Linked DNA regions of Mus musculus: regions 2, 3, 4, 5 and 6 are each linked to region 1. A link is a loop called in an ENCODE intact Hi-C map of the cell type or tissue named here. Cell type or tissue: left cerebral cortex. All regions are shown on one strand.

The links. Peaks named below come from ENCODE experiments on the same cell type or tissue, not always from the same donor. Only the 100,000 strongest peaks of a DNase experiment are listed, where the experiment ranks them.
Region 2: it touches region 1 in a loop (2.0-fold over the local background); 5 of 42 quality-filtered maps call a loop at or near these places.
Region 3: a loop joins it to region 1, with 3 times the contacts of the local background. A loop is called at or near these places in 3 of 42 quality-filtered maps.
Region 4: it touches region 1 in a loop (4-fold over the local background); 11 of 42 quality-filtered maps call a loop at or near these places.
Region 5: it touches region 1 in a loop (2.3-fold over the local background); 5 of 42 quality-filtered maps call a loop at or near these places.
Region 6: it touches region 1 in a loop (6-fold over the local background); 15 of 42 quality-filtered maps call a loop at or near these places.

What each region holds. Positions count from the first base shown.
Region 1 is chr16:92,055,937-92,060,936 of GRCm38, reverse strand. It overlaps Slc5a3 (solute carrier family 5 (inositol transporters), member 3), which reads right to left and starts at 2,615. Exons shown (of 2, transcript NM_017391.3): 1 at 2,457-2,615. It overlaps Mrps6 (mitochondrial ribosomal protein S6), which reads right to left and starts at 2,601. Exons shown (of 3, transcript NM_080456.1): 1 at 2,457-2,601. The coding sequence starts at 2,501. In left cerebral cortex, a CTCF peak has its summit at 2,639; DNase peaks (open chromatin) are centred at 2,061, 2,732, 2,945, 3,732 and 1 more place; H3K4me3 peaks cover 3,618 bases; H3K27ac peaks cover 1,816 bases.
Region 2 is chr16:92,112,201-92,117,200 of GRCm38, reverse strand. Mrps6 (mitochondrial ribosomal protein S6) reads right to left here. Exons shown (of 3, transcript NM_080456.1): 3 at 4,974-5,000. Among named protein-coding and RNA genes, the nearest start is that of Gm41496, 11 kb to the left of the region's middle. In left cerebral cortex, a CTCF peak has its summit at 2,243; DNase peaks (open chromatin) are centred at 438, 932, 1,466 and 2,189; H3K27ac peaks cover 1,844 bases.
Region 3 is chr16:92,303,395-92,308,394 of GRCm38, reverse strand. It overlaps Smim11 (small integral membrane protein 11), which reads right to left. Exons shown (of 4, transcript NM_138743.2): 2 at 2,998-3,107. The coding sequence starts at 3,009. Among named protein-coding and RNA genes, the nearest start is that of Smim11, 4.6 kb to the right of the region's middle. In left cerebral cortex, CTCF peaks have their summits at 227 (motif pointing right) and 2,678; no DNase peak of the experiment used is centred here.
Region 4 is chr16:91,959,578-91,964,577 of GRCm38, reverse strand. It overlaps D430001F17Rik (a long non-coding RNA gene), which reads right to left. Exons shown (of 4, transcript XR_876250.1): 2 at 3,343-3,437; 3 at 2,919-3,012; 4 at 1-2,692. Among named protein-coding and RNA genes, the nearest start is that of D430001F17Rik, 8.1 kb to the right of the region's middle. In left cerebral cortex, a CTCF peak has its summit at 3,835 (motif pointing right); DNase peaks (open chromatin) are centred at 1,841, 2,134 and 4,443; H3K4me3 peaks cover 388 bases; H3K27ac peaks cover 1,996 bases.
Region 5 is chr16:92,153,258-92,158,257 of GRCm38, reverse strand. The region is part of intron 1 of Gm41496 (a long non-coding RNA gene); the gene reads right to left. Gm41495 (a long non-coding RNA gene) reads right to left here. Exons shown (of 2, transcript XR_876254.2): 1 at 3,404-5,000; 2 at 1,967-2,078. Among named protein-coding and RNA genes, the nearest start is that of Gm41495, 2.7 kb to the right of the region's middle. In left cerebral cortex, no CTCF peak of the experiment used is centred here; DNase peaks (open chromatin) are centred at 29, 470 and 2,728; H3K4me3 peaks cover 218 bases; H3K27ac peaks cover 606 bases.
Region 6 is chr16:92,284,293-92,289,292 of GRCm38, reverse strand. No RefSeq gene overlaps it. Among named protein-coding and RNA genes, the nearest start is that of Kcne2, 5.6 kb to the left of the region's middle. In left cerebral cortex, CTCF peaks have their summits at 354 and 2,489 (motif pointing right); DNase peaks (open chromatin) are centred at 369, 2,498, 3,979 and 4,452.

The sequences.
Region 1 (5,000 bases):
GCCATTCTACCATACTCCTCAAGTTTTTATCCTGGTTTTTATGCCAGAGAATACAAAATTACAACTTTGAAATAGCATTAAAATCAAAGTGCACAATCTTGAGGACTGTGGTCTGCACCTGTAAACACACAAACCTCGAAATGCATCAAAAACAAGGGCTCGTGAGAATCAAGCCAACTGCAGACTGAGGAGACAGCCCTAGAATTTTTACAACGTCTATCCTGAGGTCTCAGCCTGAGAACTCTCACAGGCAATCTGCTACAAAGGCACTCACTATGCTATGTCAACATGCATCTTTACATTTAAACTCTAAAAGCTCAATTGAAGTAAGTCAAGCCTGAAGTCAAGGACAGTAAAATAAAGTAAGAGTCACAATAGGGAAGACAAACTAAGACTGCTTTGTAGGCATAGGAGAAACAAGAGTACAATGCTGGGTGGGAGACAGGGTCTCTAGGAGACTGCAGTCAGTCTCTCAACTCCCTTTTCTGCTTCAGCGCCTGCTTACTCCCAGCCCTGGAACACAAGGCTCTTGGAGGAGAGGAAGGAGGGAGAATGCCGTCACATGGAAGGGTGCACTATCAGGCATCCAACATGCATCTCAGAACTCTGTTTAGAAAGCCTTCCCGCTACAAAAGCTAACTGTCCTAGGTGGGAGCTGTGGCTTCCTAAACACCTGCTCTAGGTGTTCAAACCACTGTGCCATTTTCTTTTAAAACAAAGTGCATTTTCCTTTACACCCACAAGTACATACCCTGTAAGAATTCAGTTTTCTAAAGCTGAAAGCAAAAAAAAAAAAAAAAGTCTAGTCTCTGCACATCTTTACTTGTTTACAACCTTCTCAAAGTCAGAACGAAAAACCGAGGGTTGTCATTTTATCTAGTTTCTTTGGGTCTGTAAGGATCTTCACACATCTTCCACACTATGTTTAAGCACCTCTCTTCCGTCTTCACTCTTCTCTAAGGTGCTTTGAACCTACCCTCAGGCCAAGATTTTGAGCAGGTTACACCCGACTTTTGAATCAGAGTGAACACATATTCACATCATGGTAAAATACATTTAGCCAGTGTACTGGGCAGCCATGCTAAGCAAGAGTCTCTCATTCAAAGGAGTGCAAAGGGTCACTGCTACCTCACACCTTGAGGGAATGAATCTTGGTGGTCACATTTTTTCAGTTTCTAACATTACCTAAAAAGTATAAAGGGAGGCTTAAGTAATTTCCATTTAATCAGAAACAGTCCCTTTTTAATACTTTCTCGACCCTGACCCCTCTGTTGTTCCTATTCTTTTAACTCTGTAAAACCCAATGAGGAAGGAAGGTAGATAAAGTATTACCCAGAGGTGAGACAATGTTCTCCCGGAGCCAGGGAGTCAGTAAGCTTGGGGGCACAAACTTCAGGACCATCAGGTGGCTCTGGTGTCCTTTCCAAGCCAACCCTGTACAAGGCACACCGAACAATCTCCTCCTGCTGCCTGACTGTTAGCTGTTCACCAGAGCCTAGCCCGTGACCCCTGGCTTAAGTTGATTCAAACTGAAGCCACTACTTGAAATTGACCCAAAGCCTACATGCCCAGGGCTAGAAGAAAGCTGCTTCCAAACGCTCAAAAAAAGGACAACGGTTGCTTTTGTTTTCTTTTAAACTGTACCTGCTAGGGAAGGAGAGTGCGTGAAAGCACACTACATTACCGAATTCTCTCAGAAGAATGGGGATTTCAGCGACGACTGACTGACTCAGAACATAGCTGCCTCCGCCGGCCGCCGACCCCAGTCCGTGACCCGGCTGCTGGTGGTTTATCATCCCTCCAAACCTGAAAGTCCCTACCTCCAGATCAATCAAAAGCTGGGGGAAGGCATGTCTTCGGAAACACAAGCAAGGCCACAACTTGGATGAATAAAACTGGGCTAAGGGCACCCGGAGCAGGATTTCCGCTGGAGTCAGAAAAAGAAAGGTCAAAAGATTTTTTTTTTCTTTTTGGTGTGATAGCGGTGACAAGTGCGTGGGTACACAGCCGGCACTGGCGGGCTTTGGAGGAAGGCTGTAACTGATCGCGGACGCTGAGGGCAGGCGATCGGGACCAGCGGCCGGCGGGGACGACGAGCAGCTTCTCGACGCGTGGGCGCAGAGCGGGGCTGGCCTGGGTTCTCGCGCGTGTGTCCTCCCGCAGTCCTTCCATCGGACTCCGGAGAGCCGGGGTCCGAGGCCCGCCCCGCCCCCTGCTCGGCACACCCCCTCCCGCGACCGCGCACACGCGCGGGCATACACACCCCCCGCCTCCCGCGCGCACGCGGCCGCGCCGAGCGCCTGACCCACGCGCCACCCCCCCACTTTGCGCCCGCGACCACCCGCGCACCGCGCGAGAGGACCCGGTGTCCAGCAGGCAGGACACGCGGGACTGGGAGGCCTAGAGGCGGCGGGGCGCGCCCGCGCGGGAACTCGGTCTGAGGGAAGGTCACTTACCCGCCGCATGGCTTTCAGAATCAAAGCCAACTCGTAGCGGGGCATCGCCCAGGTTGGCGGCGCCGAGTCCAGGAGAGCCGGGGTCGCGAGGGCGGGGACGCGGGGCGCAGAGGAAGACGAGAGAGGAACACGGCCGGTCAGCTCCCGGACGGCGAAAGCACCGTGCGACCCCGCGAGGCCGGGTTTAAAGGCTCCGGCAGCTGCGCAGACGGCTCGCCCCGCCCACCGAGAGCCCCGCCCACCCGGCACCGCCCCGCCCCTCTCCCGGAGGGCGCCTTGCACTTGCACCTCAACGGCTTCCTGCTTGCCCTCCCGGGCCGTGTCTGTGTCCCCCGAGCCTGCGGAGCGTGGACACGGTCTCGAGCAGCCCGTCGGAGGCCGTCTCCTCGCTCGGCACGCACCCGCTCCCCGCCGCCTCCGCGCCTACCAACCTTGGGCTCTGGAACCCGGTGGAACTTTCCAGGCCTCCCCGCCCACCCTCCCTTCCCGGGTGCTAGGCGAGCGAGTGCGCGTGCGCCGCGGTGCGGTGCGGTGCGATGCGGTCTGGCTGCTGTGTGCCCCTCGCCCGCGTCTCCAGGGAGGAAGGCGGGGTGCTAAGGAGTGACTGCTGCACCAAGCCGCAAAGAAACAAGCCTGGAACCGAAGGGCTATGTAGGCATTTGCTGTGTGTGCCTAGCCTGACCCAGAAGCAGGTTAATGCTTCGACTCTCGCCAGTTATTCTTTAAATATTATCCTTGCTTTTCTGGTAAAGGAAACTATGGATTCCCTGAAACACAGGAGTAAGGAGGGGCTTCGTAGAGGGTCCCAGGTCCAGCACTCCACAGCGCGCGCGCACACACACACACCCATACACGCACATATAGAGCTAACTCGGGACTCCCCTCCTTCTGCCCCTGCTCCTGTTTCTTAGCTCTGGAAGGCACTAATTCCGCTGCAATGGTTGTCTTCTGCTCCCACCTTACTCCAACTAAAAGGGTCTTTAAGTGAAATGTTCTTGTAACTTTAAAGTGCTCTAATAATAATTTACTAATAATTTACTGAGGGCTTACTGTCTGTAGCAGGCACGACACTGAGGCTGTTTGTTCTCACTTTAGCTCTGTGAAGCAAATCGTACTACTCGCCCTATTTTAGGTATTAGCAAACAGAAAAATGCAAGGATAATTTAATTAGTCCAAGGTCAAACACAAACGCGTGGAAAGAAAATTTTGTGTCCAGAATGTCTGAAGAATAGTTTCACTGCCTACACTTATGAACCTCACCCCGTCCCCCATCTTACAGGCCAAGATGTTGGTCTTACTCAGTGGCGTTGGACGTCTTTGTAAAGCACACATGGAGACTATCTTTGTCACCTCCTCCACAGACCAATCTCCACAGAAGATTATGGTTTTGAATACAACCTAGGATACCTGGTTTTTTTAACATTTTCATTAACATTTCAAGGTTTGTCCTGTGCCCTTCAACACAAACTACAAAACCACCTACTTAGCATCAGCCACACACCTGGTTGGTTGGATTGTTTTGTTTTGGTTGTTGTTGGGGGTCTTTTTAGTTTGTTTGTTTTGGTTGGTTGGTTGTTTTTTGTTTTTAAGCAGCATGCTACCAAAAAAAAAAAAAAAAAAAAAAAAAAAAAAAAAAAAAAAAAGACACAGAAGGAAGAAAGAATTTCTGGACATTGAGACGAGAATTCCAGATCTGTGTGACATCCCACTTAAACTGTCCTTCCTGTGGCCCAGTTTAGGAATGTGAAGATAAGAGTCTCACGTGGTTGAGCCAAGCCAAACACCAAGCAACACCCTGAGGTGACCAGCCTGGACTGCCTCCCGTTGGAAGCACCACAGCTTTTCCCTGATACCCAGGGACCAGTGAAGTCCTAGTTCTCTAGACAAATGGGGTGAGGAAATTAGCCTGACTGAACAATGCCTCAGGGCAGACAGCACCCCACAACCCTCCCAAGCTGTTGGCCACCCACAGACTCATCCCATTTCTTAACGTGGAAAAGAAATCAGCTATCCTAAGTCCCCCGCCCCTTTCAGAGTTTTAAATAAGTGGCTATGGCTTTGTTAATTTTATTGTTAAAATTAATGCTGATGCAAATTGAAATTTATCAAAAATAATTTTAAACTATTTATACTGTTGGGTAAGCATGTAGAATCATAAGCCATTTCTATAGTATTTAATTTATTGATCTTTAAAAAATATCTTTTAGGATCTTGGGAAAAAAGATCTAATACGGTAGATACGTAAGATTTTATTGGCCAGAGGTTTTGGCTAATTTTCAAGTAAAGCTTTCTGAGGAGTCATAGGAAGAGAGAGTAAAGGCAAAAGTTGAAATCCAAGGTGCTCTGGTCAGTTCATCCCCTTGCCATCTCATCTTCTACTACTGTATAAGGAGAGATTTGACCTTGAGCTTTTCACCATAATTCTCAAGATAGCTGACTATCGTCATCATCACCATCACCATCATCACCATCATCACCAGACCTAACATTCTGCCATTCATTGTGAGCCAGGAAGTGCTTTTCATGTATTAATATTCATTTCTG
Region 2 (5,000 bases), 56 kb before region 1:
AAGCCCCCATCCACACCATCTCCCCGCCCCCCAAAACAGAGGAAACCTGAGCGGATGTCCAGCATCTCAAACTGCTGTTCAGAGAAGGCTCTCCTTCCATCCACAGCATGCCAGTCACCACTGTCATGAACAAATGCACCCTAAGAACAGCCCTCAGAACCAGCCCTCTAAGCAGCTGGAGCAGGTTAGAGGCAGAATTCAATGGGCCCTCCGATGCTAACTCAGGTCCCTGCCAAGAAGGCACCTCAGGCAGTGAAGACCTCCACAACAGGAAGTCCTCTGATGTGCACTAAAGACCTCTGTTCTAGTGGGCCCAGAATATCAACTGCCACGAGGTTCTGCTATGGACTTCAGAAAGGAAGATGCAGTTAGGCCCTGGTGGTAACAGTGAAGGTGGCTGCTGGTGGCCGGTGGTGGCTGGTGCGGTGCCTAGACTCTGGCTGTTGTGAAGGTGAGACAGCAGGCTTTAGTTGAACTAGATGGTGGATGTGAAGGCGAGAGAGGAGTTCAGGATCTCTCCTGAAGAGTGGGCAGGACCTGACACTGTGGACGTGGGACTTCTGGATGCCTGCTAGGATTTAAGGGGACTCTGCCTGCAGGGCGTCAGAGAGGTCGTGGGGAGCCCAGAGAGAATCCCAAGTAAAGATAAAATCGGAACAGAGCTTAACAGAGTAGGTATTTAAAACCAGGGGCTGGTGAGATTCCGACTGAGGAGACAGATGGAGCTGGAACACTCCAACACAAAGGTGAAGCAACTGTTGTCAGAAAGGAAAGTAAACCATAGCCCTGAGAAATTCTGCCCACATGCCCTTCGTCCTCACCCGCCTGCCGCAGGAGATTGCAGTCATCTGATGCTAAGAACCCTCAGGGGCAGACTCAAACGGGCTGCTGTTTTGGCGCATGAGAACAGACAACGATAAACTGCCACGCCCAGGTGATGAGGGGGTGGGGCAAAGCCAGGGCCTTGGAGCCGGCCTCCAACTGAAAATTCTATGCTCATTTCATTTCTGAATATTTTTTCAAAGCAACCAAGATTTTTTTCAAAATCACCATGGAAACATGTCTCCTGTCTCATCCATCCCTCCCCCGCCCCCCCCCCCTTGAAGAAGGCGAGCAGCGGGAGGCAGTTACGAGGCCTCCACAGATGGGCTAATTCTCTCTGCTAGTCTCTTAGCACAAATGGTGGTAGTCCTGACCACACACAAAAAAGGAATGCCCTGTACTTCTCAAATGCCCCCACCACACACACACACACACACACACACACACACACACACACACACACACACACACACACACGCTTCAGGGATGCTCTGTTCGGCTGGGGCCACTGAGCAAGCGCTTCTTCGTCCCGATAAACCCCACTACCTCTTGTGAATGCCTGACAACCTGCTCTCAGCCCCACCTTACCCCTGCTGAAGCTAGGCCATTATTCACGTCACACGAGCAAACAGCCAGTGCAGAGCTGCTGTCAGAAGGCACAGCCTTCCCTCTTGCCTTTCCTAAATGATCCTTTAGGAAGCTACAAGCTAAAGGGTACCCTGGACTCGGTAACTTCCCAGTCTGGTCTCTAGTGACAGCCAGCCTTTGGCTCCATCACTATCAGCTCCATCTACCACACCACACTCACCTATGCTGGGAGCTCCCAAAACAGTGATGTTCCCAGCTCCCCAACCAGCGCTCTACTCCATGCTGGTTGCCCCCGTGCCAGGGGAGATGCTGTCTCTGCTAGCAAACTTCCCGGGCCACTTCCACTTCCACGGTGATTGGTTTGGATCCCAACTATTGTTTTTATCATGGCCTGTGATTTACAGTACTGAGGATTTCCACTTCCTCTCCTACCTGTGAGGGCCTGGGGTTGGTAGTACTGCCTAGTGCACCCCTGTATCCTGCACAGTGCTACACATTATATAAATATGCCCCTGGAGCAATGCACAGAGAAGAAAGGCTTTGTGGGAACTTACAGAGAGCCAAGAAGCATGCTAAAAAGAGGCCTGGCCTCCAGAAACCCCTTTGATGACCCACAATGAAAAATCTCTAAAGGAGCCCAGCTCTGCTCCTATAGTAATGGAGCCCGGAGCCTGAGTCTGAGTGTGGGACAAGAACAGCCCAGGAGAGAAGGTCACTCACAGCAGGAGACTAGGCTGCAGGCCAGCAGGGTCTGCCTCCAGAAGGGTGTACAAGCCAAAAATGGCCTTGGGAAGTGAGCAGTCAGGCTCTCCCTCCCAGATCCTCCCCTGTGGCTTCAGAGGGTATTTTCTCGGAACCTTAAGCCTTGTGCACAGCACTGGAAGACTGGCTTCACTGCTATGAGGAGGATAAAGAAAGGTACACAGAGCTCAGTGGACAGAGCCGATGCCTAACTAACTCTTACACACTCAGCTAGACCCAGAAGGCAAACATAGCTTAGGCCTTAAGCACCCCATCTCCATCACCAAGGGCCTCTGTCAATGTTTCACGGAGGGCTTGCTAAAACAGCCGCTAACTTGGAGGCTTGTTGAGGACATCTTCCCCCAAAGGCCTGCCTCAGAGAAACCTTGGGCCTCAGCTTCCACATACCCCCCACCTCTGTAGGAACACCTCATGCCCTGGCTCTCCACAGGACTGAGCTACAGTCAGTATCCATGGACCACTGACAAAGCATTGATATTACAGGACCTGAGGCCACCTCTCAGGTCCTCTGCAAGTAAGCTGGAGATGTAGGAGAAAGCAGAACTTTGGACACTGGAAAGTTGAGGCTGAGATGAAAAGTGTCACGTATATTAGCCTGTCTAGCCTCCTGCTCTCAACTGTCTCCAAAATCTGCTGAGTCTGAGAATCATGGGTTAAATGAAGGGCAGTCGGGTCGAGCCAAGGTTATCAGTGAAGATGACCCTGTCCAAAGCAGACCAGACAGTCAAGATTACAAATCTAAGCGAATGCCCTTGTGGAGGATGTGAATCTCGGGGGCTCTGACCTTAAGAAGCTCTTAGGCTTCTGCAGCTCAGGTTCCCAACATAACCTCCAGACCTCCACGTCTAAGCTGCCTTGGTGTCTTGTCACGCCCCTCCCGCCCAGTTCTGTTCTGGCACTCGAGCTTGGGTCTCTGCTGGCAGGCGCGCTCACCCTACGGGCCTCACTTTCTCATACCCTGTGCCAGCCATTAGTATATCCTCTGTACCTTGCAATGGACTGTCAGCTCCAAGGAGGGTCCTTGTGCTTGCTGTTCACCACCACTTACCAAAGAAGCAGTGAAGTGCCTCGGGATGCCACCAGCCAAGGCAGAGTGGACAGAAAACAACACAACCTGGAAATCACTGGCATGTGCTGAAACCCACTGTGCAGCACTACTCAGGACAGAGGGACAATGCCTTCATTTTTAAGCATCCAAACAGGAAGTAGCATACACAGCTGCTCCCCATAGCCAGCCTTCTTCTTAACACTCTGTGCCACGAGGCTCTGAATACTTGCCTGCCCATGAATGCCCAATGGTGTCTGAGGGTTGAGGAGCAGAAAAGAAATCAGCAGTGCCATGCTTGGGCCATGAGAACAGATGCTAACCCCGCCAGCAACAATAACATGAGAGGCAATGCCAGCGTCGGTGTTGCAAGATAGACCAGAACCAGAGAATCCCAGCTACCATGTGGCAACTGGGTCCAGGTCGAATCCACGCTAAGCTTCTTCATCCAAATGCCTGAGTAACAACCCAGCACTTGGGAGGCAGAGTCAGGCAGATTTCTGAGTTCAAGGCCAGCCTGGTCTACAGAGTGAGTTCCAAGACAGCCAGGGCTACTCAGAGAAACCCTGTCTCCTACACAGAAAAACCCTGTCTCAAAAAAAAAAAAAAAAAAAAACAAAAAAAAACAAAGGCCTGAAAAGATTACGTGAGGTTAGCACACATGTGCACATGGCCTGCAATGTGGATTTCATAAACTGAGGGTGGTGACACCCAAGTAAAGGTGCATGGGATGCAAGCTGTCTTGCAGACAGATGTGGGCTCTTATGAGCCCTGCAGTTTTAGGAAATTCAAACTGAATGGGAAGTAGTCTACTTCCCCAGATAATCTTTACTCCATCCCTTTTATTTCTAGTCGTGAATTCTGCTCTACTGCTTTTTTAAAAGTTTGCCTTATTTTTATTTTGTGTGTCTGGGTGTTTTGCCTATATGTGCCTGTGCACCACAAGCATGCAGTGCCCACTGAGGCCAGAAGAGGGGCTAGAGTTTCAGATGGTTGTGAGCTGCCATGTGAGTGCTGGTCCTCTGGAAAAGCAGCCAGTGCTCTTAACCTCTGAGCCATCTCTCTCCCCCTGATCTGCTGCTCTTCAGAAAAAAGGTTTTATAATTTTTGCTTGGAAGAAGTTGAAGCACGTGCGATCTGGGCTCCCGTGAACAGGAGCTCTGCCGAGGAAGCCCTGGCTGGCGTTGGGTTTCACACACAGGTCTGTGTCCCTGTCCCTCCTTTGCCTGTGCTAAGACTACTGGGTTGTATAAATCAACACAGCCAGCTCCAAGCTCTTAGCAACAGCAGCTTTGTTATCTGAGAGGACAATTAACCCTGAGCAGGGACCATCTGAGAAGTCTGAGGGGCCACTCCTTTCACCAGCTCCAGGGAGGCCAAGGATGAGAGATTACTATTATTCTATATTAACATTCGCGGGACTATTATTCCAGGGAAAAGCCTAGCGGCCACCATCCCACTGCCTTCTTCAAAGGCTTCCAGGGCTGAGGGCAGTAGACAGGAGGTAGAAGCCAGTGATGAGACAACGCAGGTCCAACAGCCCCAACACTCATGGCCCTCCTCAAAGATCACTGACTGCCCCATGGACAGAAGAAAGCACAAATTCCGTAGACTGTCCAGTAGTCCAGCAGCAGACTCACCCAGATCCCAAACTTCAGGGTGCGAATAACAGTTTGGGGTGTCACAGCACAACTGGAGCTGCCAGCTTTGGGGGTACACTGTGCTGGGGAGGGGGGAGAAGCAATACAGCCGTCAGTGTTGATAAAGTCATGTTTATTACTCT
Region 3 (5,000 bases), 250 kb before region 1:
TCCTGGGGTCCTCGCAAGATGCAGCTAATGTCACAGGCCTTGGTTCTCCATGGTACAAGCCTCAGTCAGCTTTAGCAGGGGCAGGGATGTGTTATCTAATCAGGAGGGTAGAGAACAAACTGAAAAGGAATTACAGCTGACAGACATGGCTAGGTGGTTCCATTATTTACTTTCTTAAGGGGACCAGAGAGGCAAGAGTTTCCAGGCCGGAGGGCAGGGGTGGGAGAGTGATGCCAGCAGAGGGCAGCAAAACTGAAGAACTAAAGAGTCTGCCCCACTCTGTGCCCCATCCGGGGCAGAAACTGGCTTCAGTTGGCCTCAATTTCTCGATCATCTCCTCTTATCCTTTGTTCTGGCTGGTTTTGTGTGTCAACACAGCTAGAGTTATCACAGGGAAAGGAGCTTCAGTTGAGGAAGTGCCTCCATGAGATACAACTGTAAAACATTTTCTCAATTAGTGATCAAGGGGGAAAGGCCCCTTGTGGGTGGGACCATCTCTGGGCTGGTAGTCTTGGTTCTATACGAGAGCAGGCCGAGCAAGCCAGGGGAAGCAAGCCAGTAAGAAACATCCCTCCATGGCCTCTGCATCAGCTCCTGCTTCCTGACCTGTTTGAGTTCCAGTCCTGACTTCCTGTGGTGATCAACAGCAGTGTGGAAGTGTAAGCTGAATAAACCCTTTCCTCCCCAACTTGCTTCTTGGTCATGATGTTTGTGCAGGCATAAAAACCCTGACTAAGACATCCTTTAAGCTCCTTTTATCTCTCAAAATATGCAGACCTGTAAGGGAGGAAATGACTACTGCTGGAACAGGTGAGATCAACTGTGTGTGAGTGCATGAGGTCATGTGTGCATGCATGTGTGTGCCTGTGTGCGAGTATGTATGTACATATGTTTATGTATGTGAGTGGGGGTATGTGCATTCATTCATATGAATGTGCATGCATGTGTGTGCACACTTGTATGTATATGTGTACACATGCTTATGTGTGTGAGTGGGTATATGTGTGTATGTGCTTTTGTGCACGTGTGCCTGTACATGTGTGTGTAAGTGTATGTGTGTGTTCAAACATGTATTCATGTGCATGAGTGTGTAACTGTATTATGTATTTGTTTATGTGCATGCGTGTACATGTGCACAATAGTGCAAGCATGCATGCGTGTGTGCACAATGCTCATGTGTGTGTGTGACTGCATATGTTATGTGTGCTGGTCCACATGCTTGTGCCTGCATGAGCATTGTTTTTCTTACTTGTCACTGAACATGGAGCTCAGCTCACGATTTCAGCTACACTGGCTGGCTAGCAAGCTCCTAGGATCTGCCTGATATCAGCTGCCCTGTGTAGTCAAGGCTAGCCCTGAACTCTCTCTCCACCTATCTGTACCTGGCTCTATCTCTACCTGATTCTTCCGTCTCTACTTCCCACCTTCTGGCATTATAGGTGTGCACCTGGCTAGTCAGCTGGTCTTTTAACCAACGCCCCCCACCTTACCTCTAGGCTTTCAGGCTTTTAAATGAATGAGCCCTGCCCTTTCCCTTGCTTTTACTGGCTAGTGGGCTATGTATGCTCTGCCTGCTCCCAACCTTGGTTCTGACAGCTAAATCTAACCAACAGTTTATAGGAATCTCTTTTATTCATTTCCCAAGCAGTTCAACTTGTCCTTGGTGCTCCTGTGGGTAATTTATGACTTTTGAAAGGTGGTTTCCATGAAAACTGAGTTGAATTCTTTGAGAGAATCAAGTGTGGCTAGGAAAAAACCCCCAATGCTCTCGGCAAACAGCTGGATGAAATGATGGATGAGGACCAGGAAAACTGGAAGGTCTGTAAGATCTCAGTCCACTTTCCTCACCTCAGGCTTGTGCATCAAAGTCATAAAGAGACACATGGAGGACGAAGTCTGAGAGCCAGTGCAGCGAGGTGGGATGCTAGCGCGGGCCTCTTCCAGGATATGGGACAGACTTGTGTCCTCACACAGCAGAAAGTGGGCTAGGCAGGTCTTTGGGGTCTGTTCTGTAAGGGCACTCAATGCTTTACTGACTTTTCTGTCACTGTGATAAAGCACCCGATAAGAGCCGATTTAGGAAGGAATATATTGTGGTTCCCACAACGGAGATAGGCCACCACAGGCTCTGGTCCCATGCGAGAGGGAGCCACACGGCCAGAGGTTCCACCTCTAAATTCCATCATACTGCCTCAGAAGTGCTACAACAGATTTGAGAGGCACTAGCATTCACCTGTTACATCGACTTCAAGGAAACAAAAGTGAGGACGGCTAAGGGCAGCTTTAAAGGCCTGATTTTTGCAGAACAGTGAGACAGTCTGAGGTTAGGGGAGGCATCCTCAGAGAAAGGCCCCGCCTTCCTCCGGCAGTCTGAAGAACAAATGCAAATTCACAAGTCTTACCCGTTGGAAACATTAAATGTGATTACCAAGGCATGGGTGTGAGTAGGGGCTATGGGGAGTAATGGACGTTCACAGGAGTGGGAAGAGATGATGAGAGCCAGGAGTGAGGACCATCAGATGCTATACAGATATGACATTGTTGGAGAACAGATTCAATTCACTAAAAACTATCACTCTGCTGTACAGAGTATCTACTCCACTGATGCAGAGTATCTACTCTATTGTTGCTCTTACCATCTTCAAGGCTATGATGTGTGTTAACCCCTGGTGGTGCCACCATGAACTGCAGTGAACCTTCAGAGAGTGGGGCCTTATGGGAGGTTCTCAGGTCACTGGAATTATGTCCGCAGAGGTTTAAGGGACTCTGGTCTATCCTTCCGCTTTGCTTACTGGGTTCTGAAGTGAGAAGTCTTACCTGCTTCTATTCTCCCCCAAATGCCATCTGCCACCCCACCCCCCCCACCACACATTTACAGCAAGGCTGGAATTTCCAGATCCCATGAACTCAGGTGTTCCCCTAGTGTGACAGATATTATATGTGGAAAAACAAAAAACAAAACAAAAACCAGACTATACTTTTAAAAACTATTCTCACCTTCCAGTTCATGGCGGGCCAGCTGTGATTCACTTCTGACCAATGTACCTGTTACACACAGGCATGAGAGGCAGCTGGAAAGCCGGACCCAAGGAGCTGGAAGTTCTGATCTAGGGAGAGAGAGACAGAACTTCAATACAGAGCCTGCAGGGTGGACCACAATAGGAAGCCACGTCTTTGATAGGGAGAGGCCTGTGAACAGAGAGCAAGTAGAGGAGGGGGGGGGGGGGCTCTGCACAGGTGACCCCGTTCCTTCCTCATGGCTCTCTGCAGCTCCCTGCTGAAGCATCTGTTCCCAACTGACTCCTCTGTGCTCTTAAAGCCCACACTCACCAATGCTCCTGACACGAGGACAAGCTAGTTTGGGGATTAAGGACCTTCTGGACACTAACTGTGCTTGTCCTGGCTGAAAATAAAAACAAACCAAAAACTATCTGGAGGGAAAGAATGACAGGAAAAAAAAGGTGGGGGGGGGGAGAAAAAATACAAAAACACAAAAAAACCTGTCCTGAGAGCTAGGGACAGTGCAGAGACAGCCAGAGAACAGACGCTCTGCACAGTCCTGTGTCTCATTAGCTATGGCACCTGCCTCCACAGCCAGGACACGGGTGATCTGGATGAAGCATCTGCACAGGACATTGGCAACCAGCTGGTGCCCTGCTAGTTCTGGAACCTGACTTTATAGGAAGTTGTCACAGCCTGACTCCACTGTCTGTGCTTAGATGAGCTTAGATGAGCTAAGCCAGTGAGTCTCCATTTTACTCCCTTTACTTTAAAGGGGGAACACATAGGGCATAAGGACTGTGCTCAGGGTCCTCTAGTGTGTGACCAGAATCCGAACCCACCTAGGACCAGAAGTCTCTGTTCCAAATGGGTGTCTCTGGGTTCTTGGTACTGTATTTAAAAAATTGAAGGTGGACACAGGTCAGAAAGTGACAAGGAATTTTGTTCAGAAGCACAGACGTGGTACAGGCCAGGTACTCTACAAGAGGCCAACAGGCACCTTAAGCTGGAGTGGACCAGCCTGTGGCTTCCTTTTGTGGGTTTAGGAGGGGGTAGAAGCTGACTGTTATCAGTGGGGTGTCCTTAAGTTCTAATCGATATGGGCTATGTAAGCTTTAGTTCGCATCCTTTCCCACGATGCATTTCAATTTAATCCTATCTGCTCCCAATTACACATAGCCAAAAGAGGGCAAGTAGGGATTTTTTTTTCCCTCCCTAACTGTTCATTTTAAGGTCACAGTTTGCCTTACTGTGCATGCACCCCAAACCAGTATATGTTGGATCTAGCCATGATGCCTAGTTTCAGGATATGTTTGGTCACCAAAAGGACTTACTGAGGGTCATTGCTAAGAAGCTACAGTTTGGAGTGCCCACAAGCCTCTGTTTAAAGAGGTGTGTGCATGCAGCTCCACATGGGTGTGGGGGAGATCCTGGCTTGCTTTACTGGGAAAGCACTGTGTAGCTCAATCAAGCAGACCCCCCAGGTTTCCCTTCCCCTTGCCTATCTTACATCCAGTCAGCCAGGTCTGGGAGCTTCAGCCTCAGCAAGTCACCTGGGTACAGATGGACTGCTTCAAACTCACTTCCTTCATAATAACTTAAGACTAGAATTAGAAATGCAACGGGAAATTCCACACACCTTTAGAATGGGTTTCCTTAAGTAAAGCTCATGGGAGATGGCGTAGAAAAACATTTCCAGTTGTAAAAGTATCTAATATATAAAATTCAGTTCTCAGTCTATTTCAAGGTTACAGAACTTTGAAAACCAGCTAGCTATTGGCACAAGATAACCAAGCTTTGCCTTTGACTTGTGCAAAGTCAGATAAACCAAGAAGTGTATAATCCAAAGCCCTATTTAAATGCGATAGCGGTGGTTGAAGGTGCCCACTACCTGCAAGTGTTTGCCTTTAAATAGCAGCAGATTCCAACCTATGTTGGAAAAATGAGCTCTTTGCATGTTATAACCTGCTGCTGGAATTTACACCTTGAACGTCTAGTAA
Region 4 (5,000 bases), 96 kb after region 1:
GCTCCAGAGACCCATCGCTCAGCTTGCCCAGGCCATGGCTCAAACGCCAACAAAGTCCTACCCAAAGCTTCTGCCAACCTTATCGGCTACTCCAGGAGAGACCTCAGTCCACTGAAGAACGAAGTATCAAGAGATAATCTTAAGGAAGGCAAGTTCCTCCCCTCCCCCACTTCTCTGCTTCCTTTGTAGAAATGAAATGTACCCTCTGCTTCCAGGTTCCCATGCCTTCCACCATGATGAATTCTGTGCCTGTGGAACTGTAAGCCAAAATTGAATTGAAACAAAAACCTTTCCTTACAACAAAGAAAGAGATGGATGGAGGGAGGGAGAGAAGGTGGGGAGGGAGGACAACAGATCTCATAATGAACCAGCAAGAAAGGCCACAGGGCCAGGAGTCTGAAGAAAAGCTTGTAACCCAGCCCTCTTCCCAGGACCACTCGTGTAGACTCTGCGTACCAGTATGGAAGATGCCCTGCTTCTCCTCTGGGGGAAATGAAGGCTTAGACCTCCTGGGCTAGCTGAGAACTTAAATACCCATGATGGCTGATCTTCGCTGACACCTTGACACACCTGAGAAGAGGAGACTTCACCCACCCAGGAGCTGCAGCTGTCTTTGAGCTCCCATGCCCCTACAAAGAAGCCTAATAAACCCACTGGTTCGCCACGCTGGACTTTAGTGGGCCAGTGCCCTATCTGCGGCGGTGAATAGACATTTGTTTGTGTCTTCCCAGGAAAGTCACAGAATGCAGTAACTTGTAGAAATGCCAGCGTGGACTGGGAAGGAGAAAAGATTTGGGTCTCCTTCCCACCTGCCACATTGCTCCCTCTGGCCCTTTACCAGTTCCCTGTGACTGCTGCCTATTGACAGTAAATAAAAGGCACAGACAGACCTTGGCCTGATGGAGACCCACCCCCAAAAGAAGCATTTCTGGAACACAATTGCCACATTGAAAAGCCTTGTAAAGAGAGGCCTCCAACCATAACCATGGGGCCCTCTCACCTCTAGAAATACACTTCCTCCTGTCTACACATCCCGACATACAAACAATAACTCCATCACCAGGAGACCACAGCACAAAGAGAAAGGGGGAAGGGACAGAGGGAGGAGAGAGAGAGAGAGAGAGAGAGAGAGAGAGAGAGAGAGCAAGGCGTAAATAAGATGTGTGTGGGCAGACAGGAAAAATGATTGAACGGCAGAAGACATGAGGATGCATTTGACACAATGGCTTTTACATCACACCTACACACACGGCTAATATAAAGTACGTTCACAAACAGGTCTGTATCTGCGACGACGACGACGTCACACATTCTGTCTTGCGACTAGAAACAGTATTTGCACTTTGTACCCTGCACTGAATTATTTTATACACAAGATCACCTGGCACAGCTCCTGTCCCCAAGATGCAAATTAACATTTTCACAAGGGGTGGGGAGGCTGGGGGAGAGGGTGGGGGTGGGGGACCAATGTGCTCTGCTGGCCACACTGATATTACTGGGCATGATGGATGCTGCCAGTGCTGTTGCCTAGCAACCCAAGACCCTTCCAGACAACCCAGCAGCCTCGCTAGTGCGCAGTGGCAAACAGGGCTGGTTCAACATGGCACTGGGCACAGAAAGATAATAACGTGGGGGTGGGTTTTGGGGTTTTTTTTGTTTTTTGGTTTTTTTTTTTGTTTTATATTTTTGGTAATCATTCTTGATGATTTCCTGAGGAGATCAACATATCTAAGAGCAGCCTGAGTCCTACATGAAATGAGAGCTGGAAAAATCCCAGGGTTTTTGAATTACCTCCTACTCTGCTCGGGAGAGTTGTGGAATTTTACTGGCTGGTCTCCTGACAATCTCCCCACCGCTGGCCCTCGCCGCTACAGTCTCAGAGTGACTCACCAGCATACCCTCAGAGCTGTTTGTCAGCCTTGTCATGAGTCACGGTTTTTTCAGCTTTTTTTTTCCTCAAACTGAAACACTTGACATTTTAGAATGGGTTTGGGGAAGGTTCTTTTAAAAAAAAAAAATAAAAATAAAAAAAAATAAAAGAAAGAAAGAAAAGAAAATGTAAGCCACTCTCTGGCTTTGTGTGCAAGTGTGGGGGTACGTGGGAAGGGGTGAATAATGACTGCCTGTGCAGGTAAACAGGGACACGTGACCAGCAGCCAGCAGAGCGAAGGCAGCTGGGGGTGAGGGACGGACATTCCCCTAGGCTGCATCTTAGCAGGACACAGGTTGGCCAGCATCCACCCACTTCCAATCCATTCCATCAGAGTGACAGAGTGCTCCCCTCACCTCCCAACAGAGAAATCAGCCCTCCTTCTATGCTCCATAACAGAACCACACAAAGCTCTATGGGAAAAAAAAAAAAAACATCCCACAGGGAAAATTAAGGAACAAAGAAAACTGGAATCTAAGATTAAAAACCGAGAGCCAGAATTGCTGCCGAGAGATTGGGTCCCATTGGACAGAGGTGGGCTGGTCTCTGGGCCTGGATTCTAATCCTGGCATTAAGTATGGGAAGGTAAGAAACTTCTGCCCATTTGAAGGGCCAGCCAGGTGTCTCATTCTGTCTGTCCATTAGCAAGCTGTCTGGCTTGCTATTCCCCATTGAGGGCTCCTCAGACTCAGGTACCTTTTAGCTCTCTCGGGAGCCTTGAACCACATCAGATATGTCATCAGCTCAGTGCACGCTGTATGTCTGTAAGGAGACACAGTTACAAGAAAGAATTAACTAACTAAATCCAATTAACCTCTCAGAACCCCTATTAGTTCCTGTATTTAACAGGATGAATTCAGTATGCCCCGTCAGCCCCACAGAAAAATAATGAAATCTAGGAGTCAACGAGACTGAATGCATTTCTAAGCGTTATGCAATGTTTTCACATTATAAAAAACATTATTGGAAAAGAAAAGGAAATAGTTACCGGAAATGCAGCAAAAGCCGGGGATCGGGGATCAGGGATCAGGCTAACTCCATGCCTGGTGGAGAGTCAGGAACAGGCTCATGACAAGAGTCTCCTTTTCAAGTTTGGAGTGAGAATCAAAAGTCCACATTATTTGCATCGTTGAGCAACGGCATTGAAGATTCAATGTTTAAACCACAAATGCTTTTGTGTTACAGCAACTTAGTAATTTTATTACCTCGCATGCTTTAATTAAATGTATTAAATCCATTCCCTGAACATAAAAGTCCTAGGGATAGATATAAGACAGGTAACTGTTTTTCTTTTTTTATTATTATTATGGAAATATTCAAACATGCACAAAAACTAGAGGAGATGGCCTTAATAAACCTCTCAATGTTTATCTACTTTTATTTCCTGTGGATGCGATTAAAAAAAAAAATACCTTACTAAGAGAAGGGTTTACTTAGCTCACAATCCCAGGTTGCAGTCTATCACTTCAGGGAAGTCAAGGCAGGAGCCTGAAGCAGCTGGTTACGCCTACAGTCAAGAGCAGAGAGAACGGGGAGTCGGGGCCTGCATGGGAGCGCCCAGCTGGGTCTCTCTGTTCTCACACAGTTCAGGATCCCTGCCAAGGGAATAGTGATGCTCACAGTAGGCAGGGCTTCCCATCTAACCTGAACATCCTTCATAGACATGTGCACAAGCCAGGTTCAGCTAGACACCCCCTCATTGAGATAATTATATGGTGTATCCAGCTGTCAACACTGACCACCACAATGCTCATCACACTGCGTCTAGCATCATTACCAATCGCCAGTCTTATTTCATCTACTCCAGGTACCACATCGTGTTGTTTCAGATTTTAAAAAAAATTTTTTTATTAAAAATGTATTTATTAGGTACCCAGTGTTCTGCCTGCATATATGCCTCCATGCCAGGAGAGGGCGCCAGATCTCATTATAGATGGTTGTGAGCCACCATGTGGTTGCTGGGAATTGAACTCAGGGCCTCTGGAAGAGCAGTCAGTGCTCTTAACCACTGAGCCATCTCTCCAGCTCCCTATTTTCTTTTATTATAACTATACAACGGTGTGAGTGTAAACTCATGTTCAGTTTGTTTTATTTGTAGAGTAATGGTGTTCTGTCTGTAAGAATGTCTATGCATCATGTTGCATGCATGCAGTGTTTGTAGAGACCAGAGCATCATCAGATCCCCTGGCACAGTTTCAGATGGTTGTGAGCTGCCATGTGGTGCTGGGAATTAAACCCAGGTCCTCTGAAAAAGCAGTCAGTGGTCTTAACCACTGAAGCCACCCCTCCATCTTCTCATGTTAAAACTCGATCCCACTGTGGTGGTATTAGGAAATGGGGTCCTTTGAGGTGGTTAGATTATTAAAAGTGAGCAATCCATCCTCACAGGACTGGATGGATTCTCTAGGCAATGTGTGAACCTTCATTTCTGAAGGACAGGGTGGGTTGTCCTGAGCTGATGGACCTCTGAACCGATGCTGTGCCCTCTTGGTCTTCTGCATTCTGTGTGAGGTTCACAAGCACTTGATACTCCCCAGAAGCAACTGAGGACCTTGCAGGCTCCAGAACGGTGAACCAAAAAAGTCTTCTCTTTATGAATAGTCTAGTCTACAGTATCCTGTTATAGCAACAGAAAATGGATAAAAGCCAAGTTTAAAATACAAACCCCTGTTTCCAAATGTATGGTACATTTAACTACACTTAAATTGAACTTGGAACCTTGGATAAGCCCAGCCCTGTACAACTGAGCTATACACACACCACCACCACCACCACCACCACCATCACCACCACCACCAACAACAACAACAGCACCCTTTATTTCTGCTTTTTCTTTTGCGACAAGGTCTCCATAAGTTGTCCCAGCTAAAATTCAGTTTGTAGCCCTGGCAGGCCTTGAACCTGCAATCCTCTGCCTTTATCTGCTTTCGTGTGCCAGGAGAGGGCACTGGATTCTTTGGAGTTACAGAGGGTTGTGAGCCCCATATGGGTGATGGGCACCAAAGGAGGGTCCTCTGGAAGAGCAGTCAGTGCTCTTAACTGATCAACCATCTCTCCAGCCCCCACCCCA
Region 5 (5,000 bases), 97 kb before region 1:
AATACGTGCAAGACAGGAGAGGCAGTGTCCAATCAGCTCGCGGGCGCGCGCACACACAGGGCTACTTAGAGGAATTTGTGTGGGAGCCAGGCCTGCTACAGCTTTTAAAGCAGCCCCGTTTTGATTCTCATGGTTTCCCGTGTGTTGTGAAATCCACCTTAGTGGCCTTCCTTTGGCGAGCTGGAAATGTTTGTTGAGTGAATGAATGGACTCTGTGACAGCTAGGTAAGCCCTGGCTCATGGGGTTTTATTCATTTGTCATGTGACCTTGGACACCTCACGATTTCTTTGAGCAACTGAGGTTGCAGAAAGTTAAATGGAGAACTATTCTCTGACCCAACAATCCCATTTGTAGGCTCTAGGACACGGCAGAACAACCTACAGCAGACCGACAGAGTTCACTCCCAAGTGCCCTCGCAGGGAGGATGGGTAAACAGAAGTGGGCTCCCGTACACTGGGATAGTACTCCGCTGTGGAAAGGGAGGGCATACTGACATGTGTCAAGCTAACCCTGAAAAGCATGCCAGGTGCAATAGGCAGAGGTAGACAGAGGCCATAGAGAGCCGTGTGCCTGCTGAATGAGTCTGCTAAGACCCGCACAGCCCGGGTTCCTGAAGCCAGGGTGAGGGACCTGGGCAACCACCTGATGCCTACAGCACATGGGAATCCCCAGCATTACGGAGTACTGCCACTGGAGTCTGTAAAATGCTTAATTTTATGTCGTATGGATTTCCTCTTAATAAAACAATTTTATGTTTTGTTTTGTTTTGTTTTGTTTAATTTGTGTGTGTGAGTGTGTGTGTGTGTGTCTGCGCGCGCGCGTGGAGGCTGGGGGTTGACACTGGAAATCATCCTCATTTGTTTTATGACTCTTTCCCTTTATGCTTGGAGGCAGGGTCTCTCAACCAAACCAGAGCTCCCCACATGCTAATCTTGCTAGCCAGCTTACTCTGGGGATCTTCTGCCTCCACCTGCCTGGGCTGGAATTCCAGGTAGATCACCATGCCACCCGGAATCAGTGAGGGTTTCTAGGGATCTGAACTATGGTCCTCAAACTTCCAATGGCTTTAACAGCCAAGCTACCTCCCCAGCAGTTAAAACAATTTTTAATGAAGCAAATGACAAAATTGCCTGCCTGAAGATGAAATAGAATCACCTATTATAAAAAAAAATGTTTGAGCAAGTTAAAAGCCTGCATTCTGATTTCCTCCATATTATCTTCTGGGGAGGGGGAGAGCATGGCGGGGGAGGCGGAGGAAGGATGCATTTTCCCAAGTTTTCAGCTAAAAGTCAGTCAGCCCAAGGCCCACTCAGGTACCAGTTACTGAGGGGCCTGGGACTGCCTCAAGTTTCTTGACTAGAAAGACTTAGACACGGGACGCGAGGGTGCCAGAGAGCTGGAGGCGTCCAGTCCCTGTGTTGTTTCCCGGTGCTTCCAGTCACTGTTCTGCAGGGCTTTGAGGCACCATGGAAGCCATAGGAAGCTGTGGATGACAGGATGGAGTCCTTAGATCTAGAATAGGCTCCTTGGTCTGGGAGCCAACACCAATCCTGGCTCTGCCATCTTCCACATGGTGGGGGAGTACAAGCCAAGGCTTTTGCAGGAGTCCATTTTCTTATGTAACCAATGGGGGTTAGTGAAAAAACCCATTGAGTCAGCTAATGCATATGTGACCCTGAGGAGGAACCTGTGCTCAGAGAGCATCAACTGCACAGAAGAGGAGAAGGGAAACCATGTTCCATGAATACAGAGCTCTGCCTGGAGTGGCAGGACAGGGACAGGGAAATGCTGCCCCAGATGACAGGGATGGGAAACACAAATAAATGGTTTGAAGGGGGAGCCTGATTATAGAGCAAGCAGGTGGTGTGCCCCACATCACCATCCCAAGATATGAGTGGTTCAAAGATAGGGTGATGCTGACATTTGTGACACACACACACACACATACACACACGTACACAGGCACACAATGAGCATTCTTTTATTCTGACAGTGGAAGGTGTTCTGTCCCTTGTGATGAGAAAGTTAGCAAGCGAAGTTCTCAAGGATGCATCTGCAGTGCCAAGGCAGTGGCGACCTGAAAGGAAACCACGAACTAGCTCAGCTCTGAAATAAAAATCTTCCCCACAGGTGTCCTCTGGCTCATCTGCAGACTCCTCCCTGCCTGAGGTGAGAGTCATCTGGGAGGGTGGGCCTTCTACAAATCAGCCCTTAGCAGCAAAACGGAAGTGAGAATTTAACAGGACAGGGCGTTTCCTACTTCCCATCCAAGACCATCCTCACTCTTTGCAGTATCCACCACCATCTAATCATCCCACGAACTTGGTTGGACCTGCCTCAACTTGCCTTCTCATGGTGTGCTAGCATGAGAACTGAAGGGCGCACCAGTCAGACGGTCTGGGGTGCATCTCCCGTCCCCCTGCATGGTCAGCTTGTGTCCCCAAAGTTGGCTGCCACCAGCCACAGAGTGAAGAGCCCAGTGAACAGGCATTCCTGGGAAAAGTGCTCACCAACATCCCAGAAAAAAAAAAAAATTGTTTGGCCATAGGTGTCGTCAGACTTCAGGCTCCCTTTAGTCTTTCAAACACTCATGAAGTTTGTCCAGAAGACTTGTCCAGCTTGTAAGGATACAAAAAACCCACACTCCTTGAGTTCTTGATGGTGTGTTCTTTAAATAGCACCTCTCACATCTTCCTATATACTTTAAAGATATATTTTTAAAAGTGTCTGTGTGAGTGTATGCACTTCATGGGTGTTTCTGGGGTAAGTGGACCGTGCCGCCAGACAGAAGAACTGGTAAGATTGAGCCAGCCTAAACTCCAGGAAATCTCAGAATTGAGAATGGTAGGCGTAAGCCCAGGTCCCTGCCAAACTACCTGATCTGGAACACTTAACCATGACACCCCACTGAGAGGACCATGACAATTGGTCATACAGCAAAGAACCTGGACTTCTCCATGCTAAGGAGGTGTCTGGATAGGCCCTGAGTGATTAGCCAATGACCTTCCTTTCCTGGACATTCATATTCAATCTCTGCTTCACCCTGAGTAAGATGTACGCATTTACATCCGACATCAAATAAAGCAGTTTGGACGAGCAAGGACCACTCCTTCAGCAAGGATAGTGTGTGTTTGGTGGGGTGTGGGGGGAGCTTTGTCATAAAGAGCCCCACCCAAATCTCCCAGAGCAGACCTTCTCTCTTCCAGCCCCTCTGCACTCACTCGGATCCAGACTGGACTCCACCCCTGTCCTGTGCTCAGCCTGGAGCGTGTCCCCTCCTGCCTGGAGTGTAGGGAAAACGCAGGCCTCCTGACCCTGTTCCCACCTCCCATGGTCCCAGCCGAATGGGTACACAGGAGGTCTGAAACCACAGCATCAGCCCAGACGCTGCTGTTTTCTCACCTGGGAAAACTTGGTCTGGGACCTCATCATGGACTGTGTTCTGCCTCCCCTGAGTGGTTTGCCGGAGGTGCTCAGGCACCCCAGTGTTGAGGCAGACACAGTCCACAGCCTGACAGGTGTGGATGCCTACAGAGGCCAGGAGGTCCCCCGGAATTGGAGTTAGAAGCCATTGTGAGCAATCTGATGTGGGCGCTGGGAACTGAACGCCATCCTCTAGAAGAGCAGCACGTGCTCTTAACTGTTAAGCCATCTCTTCTGTCCAGCCATATGCTTTCAGTCACCCACAGGTGACCTTAGAGTGCGTAGAATAACATCAATAGTTGTTAATGTTGGGTTTTGTAGAGCCTGGTGGCAAAGCAAAGCAAAAAAAAAAAAAAAAGAACAACAACAACAAAAACAACCAAATATCTATTCAGTATAAATGCAATCCCACGCCCCCTTCCACGGGTTTTAAATCTACAGTTGGTTAAATCTGAGAATAGGAACCTGCAGACACTGGGATTCCACAGGAGACTGGATGCAAAGAAAAAATGCCCTTTATTGGACCAGTCTGATACCACAGATCTACATGACTCTGTGTGTGTGTGTGTGTGTGTGTGTGTGTGTGTGTGTGTTGCTGAGAATGGAACCCTGGACTGCCCACATGTTAAACAAACCCTCAACCACTGAGCTAGTCTGCCTGAGATTTTCTGAGGATTTATCTGAGTGTTTGTGTGTATGTTTGTGTGCATGTGTGTCTCCATACATATGTGCATGCGAATGAGTGAGTAGCCGAGCAGGTCTGAAGAGGGTGTTGGATCCCCAGGGAGTTGAGAGCCACCCGACACGGGTGAAGGCAAGCATGGATCCTCTGAAGGTACCACAGGGCTCTTAACTATTGAGCCATTTCTCCAGTCCCAACACCTGAAGTGTTTTATGTCTATGGAATATTACTGCCCACCCTCTCCTACCTCTACCCATCTCACAGACACAGGGAAAGAAAGCACTTCGCCTCAGATGGCAAGAAGCTTGTTGGGAAATGTGCCCAGTAAGTGAATACATTCAATGGTTAGGATTAGAAATTCATTCCCCACGCACTAATAGACACATAGTGTAGAAATGTTTAACTATATGTTTAAAAACAACAGAATAATTGTAAGAGTGGGAATCTGGCCGTTCAGGGATTACTACTGCGTTTACAGCGCTGGCTTACACACTTTAACGCCCACAATTATAGGTGTCCAGCATGCACCTCTGGAGGGGTCATAGGTCTCTGAGTCCTAGACCAAGGAATTAGACAGAAGCACAGGGATAAGCAGCAAGCAAGCTGAGGGGTTTAAGAATGAATACATCCCCACGGGAGGGAGTTAGAAGAAAGAGAAGGCTAGCAGCTTTCGTTTGCATTTCTCTGGTGGCTAAGAATGTTGAACCCTTTTTAAAAGCAGTTATTGGCTGTTTCTTATTTTATTGAAAACTGCATGCCAGTTTTCATCGGCCTGTTTATTGACTGGCAATACTGCTGTTTAAAATTTGAAATTCTTCTAGGTGTTAACCTCATGCTCTCTCTCCTGTGCGGATGCTAGCTTCTAACTGTTAAGTGTGTGTGTGTGTTTAGGTG
Region 6 (5,000 bases), 230 kb before region 1:
ACAAAACAAAACAAAAAAGAAAAAAAAAAACCTCTCTCTCTCTGTATGCACACAAGCATGAATATAAGAAGGAAATTTTTAAAATATTAAAAAGACATTACAACTACCCAGGCACCCCTGAATCTGGAACGGCTTTAAGACATTGCCTCTGATGAGTGTCTTGTGGGAAACAACAGGTCTTCCGCTGGCCATCCAGAAAGCGAGCAGCTGCAGGAGGCTGCGGTCCACATCTAGAAAGTTCCCAGCTGTCATAGTTAACGTTGTCTCTCTGGCCTGGCTAGTCAGGCTGTTTGTGATAGATTGTCCTCTGTGAGATCTGAAGGAAGGAGCTCTCAACTCAGAGGCTGCCGTATTCAAAACGGCCACATTGTGTCACCACAGACCTGGCAATGTGTGCCACAGGGAAGACAGCCATTGAAGTCAGAGGTTTCTATCTCTATGTAGAATATTAAAGGTAAAAGCCTTGTTACACCCTCAGAGTGGACCGTGCTCGCTCTGGACTGTCTCATCCAATTGCTAACAGCCCATAGTAAGACTTTAGAGTGCCCCCCAAAGAGTAGAGATGCTGAGTTAACTATCGTCACAATTTCATTGTGTGTAGGTATATCAAAATGTCATGTTGTATTCCTTAAGTATATGTAAGAAAAAGGATAATTAAAATATTTCTATGTGTGTGTGTGTGTGTGTGTGTGTGTGTGTCTACATATGAGTGCTGTTGCCTACTGAGACCAGAAGAGGGCATCTGATCCACTGGGGCTGGAGTTACCTTGGTGTGAGCCACCTCAGCTAGGTACTGGGAATAGAACCTATGTCCTCTGCAAGAGCAGCCAATGCTCTTAACTTGCTGAGCCATCTCTCTAGAGGGGAATCTTTAATTTCTTTATGCTTGTATAAAAACTTTCTGAGATAATTTTAGACTCACAGAAAGTGTTAAGTCCCATGGACCACCCCACTCAGCTTCTTGTGGCGATTACATCATCATAACTATACAGAAGACAAGAAGTAGGTTACTGATTTTGATAAGACAGGAATTGCAAAACACTCAGACCACAGTCAGATCTCAGTGTGTGTGTGTACTCTGACGCATGCACGTGTTTGATGGATGGAGTCAAGGTGCCACCACCATACACAAGAGGGCAGAACCGCCCCCAGCCATCAAAAGCTACTTCATGCCCCATTCCCTTCATTCCTTTCTGTCTGAGCTCTGTCTCCCATTAGCCCAGGAAACTACCAAACAGAAACCCCTCTATACATCTGTCATTGTGAGAGTGTTATAGGATGCGGAGTACAGAGTAGGTCGCTTGTGAGGTCAGCTTTTCCCACACAGTTTAGGGTCCTTTTGGTCAATGCAAAGTATTGCAAATAGCAACATGTCCCTTTTCCTTGTTTTGAACTAGTATTGTGCTGTAGAGATGTGTCCCTGCAATGACAGTTTCTGTGATTTGCCCATGAGTGTGCGTGTGCACATAAGTTTTCACTGCTCTGGGCTGAATGTAGTAACTTCGCCACAATGACGGCAGGGGCATGTTCAGATTTATAAGGCGTTATGATGCTAAAGAGCGGGGGATCTCCAGCGTCGCTGTGTCATCTAACGGTGTAATTAGCTGTGAACACAAATTCCAGTTGCTCCAAAGTTCCTCAGCAGAGCTTTAGCTTCCATTGTCCTCAGCCAAGAGCTGCTAGAAGTCTAGAAGTTCAGAACACTGTGGGGCCCCAGAGATTATGCAGTCCAGCCCGAGGCTGTAGAAAAAGCAACCAGGATGCCAAGAAGGGCACCGGCCGACATCTCCCCTGCACTTCAATTTTCTGTGATTTTTTTTTTACTGTTTTTTTTTCCTCCCTGCCCAAAGGCAGGCAGAGCTGCACAGTCTCTGCAGTCTTGTCAAAGGTTAGACCAGACCTAAGCGCCTTTCAAAGCCTCAGAAAAAGTCTTACCCAGGAAATTTGACCTTGTGCTCTGTAGCTTCGTCACAGGAGCCAGGCTGCAGCCACACATTCAGATTCCCATCAGCCTCTGACTGCTAAAGCCACACAGTATCAGCTGCTCTCGGGAATTACTAATGGTCTAAGGTTCAGATTCAATCAGAATTTATAGCCTGCAGCTGTCAGTCATAGGTTCATCCATGTCTGTCTGTCTGTCTGCTGTCCTGTCAACAGTTCTTCCAGCCCTCAGCTCTTCCAGGCTCTGAGTGTCTACAGAGTGCCAGGCACTTTAGAAGGCTCTGGTCCATGCTGTATCTGCAGTTAGGGTCAGAGAACGCCACCTGCCAGATGAGAAAGAAATGGCCTTGAAAGTCAGAATCCCTGGGGATTCCTAACCCAAGGTCTTCTTGGAAGTCTGGCCTAGGTCATTCTTTCATACAGCTCCTGAGCACAAACTCTGCCATATGCTGCTCCTTTGACTCGAACAGCTTTCCTTCATTTCTGAGTTTAGATGGCAGCTTGAGTCCCTTTCTGGGTTTTGTACCTGTAATGTGAGTGTCTGCCACCAGGGGGTGCCAGAGAAGTGACTTAGTCATAGACAGGCCAAGACCCTTCTTGCGGATTTGTCCTTTCTGTGTCCACGATTTGGGTTCACTTGCAGCATTTCTGGTACACGGAGCTCCTTATGAAGATAGCAGACGTCCCTGCCTCACTGGGGATCACTGACGCCATCTGACGTCTTTGTGAAAGGGGCACACATCAAAAGAGTAAAGGAAGCTAACAACACAGAATCTTCTCCAGCTGGTTTACAGAAGTGTCCCAAAGCCATACTCGTGCGGAGTGACCTAAGAGCCATTCAGTTCCCCGTGCAGATGAAGTTAAGTCATATAGTAGCTTTATTTAACGGCAGGTTCGTTTGGTCGCTTTTGAGGGTTGCTGCAATTTTGTTCTGAGTGTCAGTGCACAATTCCTACCGATTTCCTTCTGTGTGCCAGAGAACACTCACCCTTTCCTTCTCCAGGACCGTAATGTGGGAGCAGCAAACAATGGTTTGTGGGTTCCTGGAGGGCAATGTCTCATGATTCTTTCTCCTGATTCGGAAGCTTCCTATATAGGAACTTTTGTCCAAAGTCTTTGGATTTCAGACGTTGAGATCAATATATGCTAGGTTTGCCTGGGAACTTTTTCGTGTGGGGTCCTGATGAGTCCCTTGGTCCCAATGAGATGGTTTACCATCTCTCTTAGCTTAAAGCTCTTAACTTTTTAAGTCTGAGCAAAACCCCTGCGTTGATTGAAGGTTAAAGGATTCAGCTTCAGTCTCTGTGGCAGGTTTCAACTTGAAACGGATCTTAAGCTCAGATCTGCCAGCCCTCCCTCCCTCCCTCCCCACCTCCCTCCCTCCCTCTCCCTCTCTCTCCTGCCCTCCTTCCCTTTCAGCAAAGCTATAAGTGAAACTCATCTCCCTTTGCATCCCCAAACCCATCTAACAGACTCTTAATATGGGCACTTTCCACCACAGTGTTTTGACACCAACGTATTGTGTCTGTCCTTCCAAGGCTCACAGAGCATCTAATCTGAAGAGATATCTCTTCATGGCTAGTAAAGGAGTGACCCTCTTCTCCTTGACATCACCAATGTCATTATGCAAGGGCTTGCAGCCTTGAAGGTTAGGAAAGTTCCTTAGAGGGAGTAGAAAAGAAGCCACCATGAGATGTCATAATGTCCCCTAGTCTTGGCTCAGATCAGGAGATGAGTGTCCAAAGGTTTTTGGAAGCTGCCTCAACCTCCAAACCTTCTTGCTACCCTTCTGGGAATCAAAACTGCCACTAATTTGTTTTCCTCCGGATTTCTGTGTCTGTTTACAAGAAGCCTTCATGCAGGGATAGTCTCGTGTCTGCACCAGACCCTCAGACTTGAAGATGATGACGCTGTGGTGGCTGGGGTGGAGAAAAAGAATTTGTTGAGGGATTGTGCTCCATTCCCAAATAAGTTCTGTCTCTCTCTCCCCCAGCCAGACTCGCTATAAAAGGGAAAACTGGACACCGGGTGGTGGGAAAGGAAGGGAGCCCGTGCTGGCAACTCTCTGTGAAACAGGGACACCGCACTGTTTACAAATTCCTGCAGCCAGCCCTGGAATCCAGATGCAGACGACTCCGTTTATGTAACAGAAATAGACCCCAATGCCGTGTGACTAAGGTGGCTACTGGAGGTCGGGTCCCCCACGAGGAGGCATTTGCTGCTGCTGCTGCTGAAGTCAAAGGGGACAGATTCCCTGGGGTTCCTGGGCAGGTGGGATTTTTTTTGGGGGGGTGGGGTGGGGCCAGTCTTCTAGGTGAGGTCTCTTGCAGGACAGGCATGTCTGAGATGTGTGGGGAGTTCAGGGCAGAGGCACCACAGCATCTTTTCATCACCAGTCACAAAGGGACATGACCTGAAAGTGTCAGCCCTGTCCTCTCCCAGCAGAGACGCATCAAAGACTCCAAGCCAGCCCGTGTTCAGGACAAGGCTTCTCCTCATGGCTCCACCTGGAGAAGCCTCGGTCCAACACATGGTTCTCATTGGCCACCCACGGCCTGGTCAGCAGGGAGGCTTGGATGTTCTAGAGTCAGCAGATGTGTCTCCAGTCAGACCGTCCCTCCAGACCTGGTCCCAGCTCTCTGCTGTCATCACAGCCCAGTGAATGGATGACCTCCGTAAAGCACTTCTCTGGAGACTCAGAATAAATGCTTTCCCTCGTCAAGAGACCTCCAGTTGTCCCCATGCTTCCTCTGGGCACAGTGGTCACCTCTCTCTAGATCTTCTCCTCCCGACAGGGTCACCTGTGACTTTGAAGTCAGAGATATGTTTCATCTGCACAAGCCTTGCCCCAGACGAAGAGCCCAGCGCAGGGAGTCAAGTTGCTAAAGGGAAAGCGGCGTCAGAAGATGAGGGTAGGGGCAGAGATCCTGTGTCCCAGTTGGGGGTCCCTATGCTATTGATTCTTCTATCACTATATTGAAATTCCTAAGGGTGGATAGCTTTAAAAAGGTTTATGTCGTTCAAAGTTCAAGAGCATCGTACCAGAAACAGCTCAGCTC